3 separate regions of the Mus musculus genome follow, and all the other regions are linked to region 1. A link is a loop called in an ENCODE intact Hi-C map of the cell type or tissue named here. Cell type or tissue: left cerebral cortex. All regions are shown on one strand. Region 1 has its middle 15 kb from the start of Gm32662. Region 2 overlaps Ubxn10 (UBX domain protein 10). Region 3 overlaps Vwa5b1 (von Willebrand factor A domain containing 5B1).

Region 1 (2,500 bases):
CCTCAGAGTGTGACCTGGATTAGCAAATGTCCTTGCAGGTGTGATTAGTAGAACTGGGGTCCTACTGGGATTGGTGGGTCCCTAGTCCAACATGACAGGTGTCCTTAAGGAAAAGAGACATTAAGAGCACAGAGGTGCTTGAATCAGGAGCAGATCCACCAGTCACTGTCTTCGTGGCCACCCTGGCAAGCCCAGGCAGGGACTCTGTGGGTCTGCACTGTCAGATGGCCCCAAGGCAGGAGGGATGCCATGTACCTAGGAACAGAACAGTCATTTTAGCCACAAGTCACAAAGGGAAGGAATGAAATTCCCATGGGGACCAAGGACCCATTGCCGGGTGTGGTGGCATACACGTGTAATGCCGAGGGAGGCCGAGGAAGGAAAATCCCAAGGTTTAGGGCCCAGTGGGGCTGGATAGCAAAATCCCATCTCAGAGGGAAAAAGAACGGAAGGAGGTGAGAGGAAAATGTGACCCGGCTAAGAGGCCTCCTTCCCACTGGCTTAGAACAACTCCCTCACAAAGCTACACCATGAACTGTGTACTCCTAAGTACTAATGCTGGCACCTGGAGCTTCTCTCCCTAACCGAGGAGGCTGTAGGAGGAAAATGTAGGCCATGAACCCCAAGGTGCAGAGTGCTGCTGTGCAGGACTGTGCCAGCCACTATGTCTTCACTTCAGACCCGCTGCATTCTCAGGAGGAGAGTTTTCTCGGAATCGTCTCAGAAGAAAAGACCAAGAGTCAGAAAGCTTAGTGCACTTGGCCAAGGCCCACCCAGATGGGAGCTAACAGAACAGACATTGGAACCCAGTGATCTAGCTTCTGTCCCTTCTACCTACGGAGTATGTAAGGCTATATAGCACAGGTGACCTGGGGCTGGACTGTGAATCTAGCCTGGGAAGGAGCCCAAGATGAGGAGGAGGCTGGAGAACAAATCCGCCCACAGACTTCTTACTGCTTGAGATAACAGCCCCTCATTGTTCATGCCACTTTTAGATGGGCCTTCTGTTGTTCGTAAGTGAGAGCAGTTTAGTTGAATCTCAGCTTAAAATGAGGAAGGCCCTTGGGTGTGAGATCTTCCTCCGGGGCTGTAACCGAGAAGAGTCCATGAAGCATAACCCACCATCACAGGCACATTTTGAACCAGCTGAGAAGCAAGCCCAAGAGGAAGGCAGATGGAGCCCCGAGCATCACCTACATTAAGACAAAGCTGCCGGTGGGCAGAATGGCTCTCTGTGCAGGGAAGTGGGTTGCCTTATGTTGGACTCAGAATAGGCAGATTCGCCCACCGCGTGTGGGCAGCACTGGGCCATGGCAGGGACTGGAGGAGCCAAACAGAAGTCAGTCCCCCCCCCCCAGGGCAGCTCCAAGAGAAACTGGAGATGTGGGGCTACGGAGGCCCACTTCCTTATCCCAGGCTTCCCCCTGATGGGAGATGAGTGTCCTGTGAGGAGGTCACAAAAGGGTACAGAGACTTTGACAGCAGAGTGGTCCTGGTCGTGTTAAAGGGTGGGGAGGGGGGGGACGGGGGGAGGCCCAACAGGAGCAGAGGAAAAAGTGAGAAAGAGGGAAGGGAAGAAAGGAAATAGGGAGGGGAGGGGAAGGGAGAGGAAGGAGAAGGGATGAGAATCGAGACACTAATTAGATAGTAGGAAGTCATCTCTGCTTAATAATGAGGAAAAGCCAGAGCCAGGAATTGGGGAGTCTATGGCAAAGCTGTGGAAGGGTGAGAGCAGAGAGGAGAGGAAAGGCATTGCAAGATCTTTGGCCACTGCCAGCTGCTTGTCCCTTGGGAAGCTGTCCCCACCCTTTGGGATCTCTCCTGGGACTGAGACCAGTCAGAAGATGAACCTGGAGAGTGAAGATGGTGTGTGGTGTGTGTGTGTGTGTGTGTGTGTGTGTGTGTGTGTGTGTGTGTGTGTGTCTGTGTGTGTGTGTGTGTGTGTGTGTGTGTGTCTGTCTGTCTGTGTGTGTGTGTGTGTCTGTGTGTGTGTGTCTGTGTGTGTGTCTGTGTCTGTGTCTGTGTCTGTGTGTGTCTGTGTGTGTGTGTGTGTGTCTGTGCGTGTGTATGTCTGTGTCTGTGTGTCTGTGTGTCTGTGTGTGTGTGTGTGTCTGTGTGTGTGTGTCTGTGTGTGTGTGTCTGTGTCTGTGTGTGTCTGTGTCTGTGTGTGTGTGTGTCTGTGTGTCTGTGTGTGTGTGTCTGTGTGTGTGTGTATGTCTGTGTCTGTGTGTGTGTGTGTGTGTGTGTGTGTGTGTGTGTGTGTGTGTGTGTTGGGGGGTACTTAAGAGGCTCAGTGGGGTTCACTGAGGAGATGGTGTAGGTTGAGAGGCTGGGAATGTAAACCAAGGCTTCCCAGGGTGCCCTGCAGTCACATCCTTGCCTGTCCCGGAAACACCGGAAGCACAGACCCTTCTCGGAGCTCCACTGAGGCAGAGGGATTTGTGTGGAGTCAGAACCACCTGGCTCGGCTTCTGGATGTCTGTAGCCGTGAGCATCTCAG
Region 2 (2,500 bases), 63 kb after region 1:
CCAAATGTGCCCTGTCCACTGCACAGAACGGTCAGGAGGCTGACTTCAGAGCTCCCCCGTCCCCGCCCCCTCCCATGCAGTTGCCTCAAGACAACAAAACATTTCTTGGGTTGATCCGTCCCTTCCACCTACGCACTGTCACTCACCTAAGAGTTGACTTCCCCCAAGCTCCTCCATCAAGCAGCCCTCAGGAGCACTAGTCCAGGTTCGTGGGCTTAGGTGTGACCCCTGCCCCCAGATGCTCTGTGTGTTCTCTCCTGTACTAGACCACCAGGAACCAGGCCACAGGGAACCAAAACATACTATTTCTACGAATCCAGGGGAGCCTGCTGTTCAAAATCTCTGACCAGGTTCCCTTCCGTTTTCACGTTTTAATCCTCTTTATCCATGTGTCCTGTGTGTCTGTGTGTTTTGCATGTTTGGGGGTACATGTGTAGGCAGGTACACATGCACAGATAGAGGCCAAGGTTTGATGTGAGTAGAAATCAGCCTCCATGGCTCTTATGCCTTATTCACTGAGGCAGGACCTCTCAATCAAACCCAGAGCTCATCCATATGGCTAGTCTTGCTAGACTGGGGATCCTGTCTCTGCCTTCTGGGGCTGGAGTTATAGGTGAGCTGGCACACTCACCCAGCACTTTCATGGATTGTGGGAATCCAAATTCTGGACCTTGGGCAAATGCTATCCCCACTGAGCCGTCACCTCCCTCCCTCCCTCCCTCCTTCCCTCCCTCTCACCCTTCCCCCCCCTCTCTCCCACACACACACCCCACACACACACCCGGTTAACGGGTGAAAAGGCTCTGTGGCTATCCCTGCTCTACACAGCCAAACCTTCCTCCATTCTCCCCCTCTGTTCTCCATGCCCAATCTGGAGGCAGGTAGTTCAGAAACTTCTTCCTGAGCGAAAAGTTTTGACGCCAGAAATGCCTGCCCCTTCCCTTGCTCATTTATTTTCTGATCAACCATAAAGTTTTTTTTCCCTATGAGTTTCTCGTTCGGAGTGGCAGGAGAAAGCCATAGCTGTCCAGCTGAGGCGAGGATAAGCCTCTAGCTGAGCTTCCATCCTTCTCACTTGGGAATGGCTATTAATTTGCCACAGCTTCCACAGAATTATCACAGGCTTGGCTTCCAACACCCACACATGCCTGGGGAAGGTTTGGCTGTCAGGAAGTTTGGTAACTTAGAAACCTCTCCCTAACAACTTCGATGAGAAAAGTCATGCGTTCTCCCAGGCACTCTGCGGGGTTATTTTTAACAGTCAAACTTGAGTGTGTGCGTGTCGTTGCTATACCTTTTGGTACTCTGTATAATTAGCCGTGTTCAGGGGGTGTCATATTCAAGACACCCTGGTCATAAGATAACATGACTTGCAAGCTATCTCAAGAGAAAAACCTCAATTATGACTAATTCTCATAAGCCCACTCAAGGCTATTTCGAGACTAACACCTCCTTCAGGTAAAGCCGTTACACCCAACCTGCTTTTATAACCCACCGCCTCCTACCCAGCACAGAGACCATCTGTTACACAGAGGGAACACCAGCTCCCACCCCCACCCAGAAGGAGGGCAGGATGCTACAGGAAACAGGTGTTTGGAGAACGGCAGCCATGGCGCCTTCAGAGATACACACACACACACCCTGGGTCCCAAACTCTACCTTTGCCCTCTGTCTAGGCTCCTGCGACAGCACAATCCCTGCATGGCTCATTTATTTCATCACCTCTAGGGCCTGGCAGACACTCAACTACAAAGTGATTTGACAACGTCTAGGCGTAGGCATCCATCACGCTGCCAGCAGAAGAGACAAGTAGCCTGTTTACTTAAACACAATAGCTAGGAGGCAGACGCCTGCTAGGAAGCAGGAAACAAAACACGGGCCACTATTTTCAAGATGTTGCCCTCCAGAAGGGCAGGTGCCCATTCCTTAGGATTATCACCACACGAACAGGAAGGAAGGGACATTGGATACAAATGAAATCAAGATTCCCGTGGTTTTCCAATGGTGCCCACAAGCCACCATAGGGTCAGACCATGGTACTTCACAGCCCAAATCTAAACCTACAGCGCAAGCAGCAAAATACACCCTCCTACGAACCATCTGCTGGCATATACCGGGACATGTACACGTGCATTGGTCTTTTAAAATTGTTTATCAGTTACTACCACCCACTGCCGCCACCCCATAGTCCCCAGCCTGGCTTACAAAATTAAACTCTGTAAAGGAACCAACCCCGGGGGATGGAGGGGGAGAGAGGGAGAGAGAGAGGATCGAAACCACTCGCTATGCTACCCCAAACCAGAGATTACAATGTGGGAAACCACAAGCCACCAAGTGAGTGAAGAGAGAGAACCGGGGTTGATTCCAGGATAGAAGGGCGGGCGAGGGGGTTGGGGAGAGGCCTCTATTATTTCCGTGGTCTGGCAGGTCTGGAAGCAAAGCTTCAAGTGCAGAAGGAAGAGGAGTGTTCCGGGAATGGCAGAAAGGTCTGGAACGTGAA
Region 3 (2,500 bases), 81 kb before region 1:
CCTCAAGCCTCATCATGAAACATCCTCTGCCTCTGTTTCCCATCTGTAAAATGGGGCAGTAACGAAGTTACTTGGCAGAACTGTTTCGAGGGTTGGATGATCTAACATATGCTTTGTGGACCAAGCATAAAACATAAGAGGCAAAGCCAGTTCTAGGGACTGACCCCAGGCTTCCCACACGCCAGGCAAGCACTCCACTGTTATATCCCTGACTCTCCTATTAACTTTTATTTTTGAGACAAGGCCTTGCTAAGTTGCCCAGGCTAGCCTTGAAAACGGAGGATGTAGCTCAAGTAGCCTTGGACCGGCGACCCATGTACCTCCATCGTCTGAGTAGCCAGGGTGACAGGCCTGTGCCACCAGGCTGGGCCTGGTGGATGATGGGATATCCCTGCAGTGGAATACAGTATGTGATCAAAAAGAGCGTTTAAGTATTTCTTCAGGAATAGACTATTTTTCACAGCTTTAATTTGAAAACCATAGTATGTATCGGTGTGTTCCAGCTGAGGTAACTGCACGTGTCACATGATTCCCCTCCTTGTAGACAACCCATCCAAGAGAAGTCAGGATGGGCACAGCAGGGAGGTACAAGCTCTCCTCCTGGGTGACTGTCACTCTGACGCATCTGTCTTAGGTTGCATCATTCTAGACATTTTGGGGCTCTTTACAAAGAACTGGATCGTTTATCGTCTCTCCGGGGGAGAACAAAATACACTGAAGGCATCTTGCTCCCCTCTTCCTCTGTGGCTGAGCCGCCCGCCCGTTGGGAGCCTGCTCTTTCCTGTATCTCAGCTCCTCCCCAAGCCCGCGGGCTGGAGTGTGCCTCTCCCTACACTCACGCATGCGCCTTACCAGAGTTGGGGTACTTGACGACCGTGGGCAGGTACTGCCTCTTGTTTATGTCCACAGGCACAAAGGCCGTGTATTTGCTGATCACGCTGCAGGCCTTGCTGGTGTGCACGGCGTTCACCTGGTATCGGCGATTGGACCCTGTGGGAGGAAGAGCAAGGGTCACGGTCTGGGATCAGAAAGTCTTGCTTGGCGTGGAGACCCTGGAAGCTGAAAGGAGAGCTGGATTAGCAGTCCATCTTTGGGGTCAAGTAGGTCTTGAAATTGGTGGCCTGCCAATGGGCTAATTAAAGACAAAAAAACAAAACAAAACACCACCATCACCACCACCAAAACAAAAAACACCATTTCACAAGATAAAGGGTGTGTTAACATAAAAACTTAAGTCATTATCTTAGAGTAAAAGATAGCTAATTCCTTTAAATAGCATGTTTATTTAAACGGCGTCCTATGTTGTCTATACTGTGTATTTGAATCTTGCAGGTGACTGGCGGGAACCTTGTGACAGGGCTTCATGGGTTCCCTGACTCATGGGACCTTCCACATGGCTGAGAAGATTGGAAAGCCGTGATCTGGGAGATGGCTTCGTGGGCAAGAGCACTTGCTAAGAAAGCGCTGAGTTGTGTCCCCAGCAGAGAAGGAGCTGAGCATGGCTGTGGCCACCTGGAATCCAGGGCTGGAGATGCAGGGAGCTGAGAGACAGGAGGACCCAGGGTGCTTGCCGGCCAGCCAGCCTCGCCAAAAAGCCCCAGGCTTCAGGCTCCGTGAGAGACTCTTCTCCCAAGGGAGCAAGTTAGAGAATGAGAGGGACACACCCTGAATCTTCCTCCGGCTTCTCTGTACACCTATCTACCCCCACCTCCACAACTGGCACAACCCACCCAAAACACACACACACAATGTATGCACACAGACACACACAGAGACATACACACACAGACACACAGTCAGACAGTCTCTCTCTCTCTCCTCTCTCTCTCTCTCTCTCTCTCTCTCTCTCTCTCTCTCTCTCTCTCTCTCCTTCCTCCCTTTCAGATTGAACATTAGAGAGAAGGACTCAATGCTTGGTCACACAGCAAGTTAGTCAGAACCTGAGATTAGGGCTCAGGATGACCTGACCTGTAAGTTCACGCCCTTTCTACCAAACAGTGAGCCCTCTTGATGGCTTGCTGCCTTCTGAGGGCTGTTCAGGGAATCAGGGCAATAAAAGGGGGAGGAGTATTCATGGAAGAAAAGAAGATCATGCGTTACCCCCCAAGTACAAATAAAATATGAACCACATAGTATGCAAATTAAGCATAAACTTAGAACAAAGGAATCCCGTACTTATTGCCACTTATCTCTGTTCTCCAAGTGTGTCCTATTGAGATTTCACTAGTCACGTTCTGGGAAAGGCTGCCCCAGTTCCTGAACTAAATTAGCTCACGACCCATCCCTGCTATACAGGGCTTGGAATTCAAGCGTTTCTGAACAGGACTTATTTAATTAGCTGTGTAATTGTTTGATTAATGCTGGCCTCTCTTAGCCAGTGTCAGGTGCCCCGGGAAAGGATGTGCTCACTTTATTCTATGCTAACCAACCCTCCGGAGGCGTCTGTGGGGCCAAACACCTAGCCTGGCCCCCCGCTGACTGTGGGGGAGTCATTGGGGCT

Evidence for each region. A loop is a pair of places that touch in the nucleus more often than their neighbours do. Peaks named below come from ENCODE experiments on the same cell type or tissue, not always from the same donor. Only the 100,000 strongest peaks of a DNase experiment are listed, where the experiment ranks them.
Region 2: it touches region 1 in a loop (6-fold over the local background); 2 of 42 quality-filtered maps call a loop at or near these places.
Region 3: it touches region 1 in a loop (2.3-fold over the local background); 3 of 42 quality-filtered maps call a loop at or near these places.

What each region holds. Positions count from the first base shown.
Region 1 is chr4:138,659,133-138,661,632 of GRCm38, forward strand. No RefSeq gene overlaps it. Among named protein-coding and RNA genes, the nearest start is that of Gm32662, 15 kb to the left of the region's middle. In left cerebral cortex, no CTCF peak of the experiment used is centred here; a DNase peak (open chromatin) is centred at 1,103; H3K27ac peaks cover 2,052 bases.
Region 2 is chr4:138,722,436-138,724,935 of GRCm38, forward strand. The region is part of intron 1 of Ubxn10 (UBX domain protein 10); the gene reads right to left. Among named protein-coding and RNA genes, the nearest start is that of Ubxn10, 1.6 kb to the right of the region's middle. In left cerebral cortex, no CTCF peak of the experiment used is centred here; DNase peaks (open chromatin) are centred at 552, 1,246, 1,435, 1,786 and 1 more place; H3K27ac peaks cover 2,244 bases.
Region 3 is chr4:138,577,776-138,580,275 of GRCm38, forward strand. Vwa5b1 (von Willebrand factor A domain containing 5B1) reads right to left here. Exons shown (of 22, transcript NM_029401.1): 17 at 853-990. Among named protein-coding and RNA genes, the nearest start is that of Vwa5b1, 45 kb to the right of the region's middle. In left cerebral cortex, no CTCF peak of the experiment used is centred here; DNase peaks (open chromatin) are centred at 1,489 and 2,246; H3K27ac peaks cover 520 bases.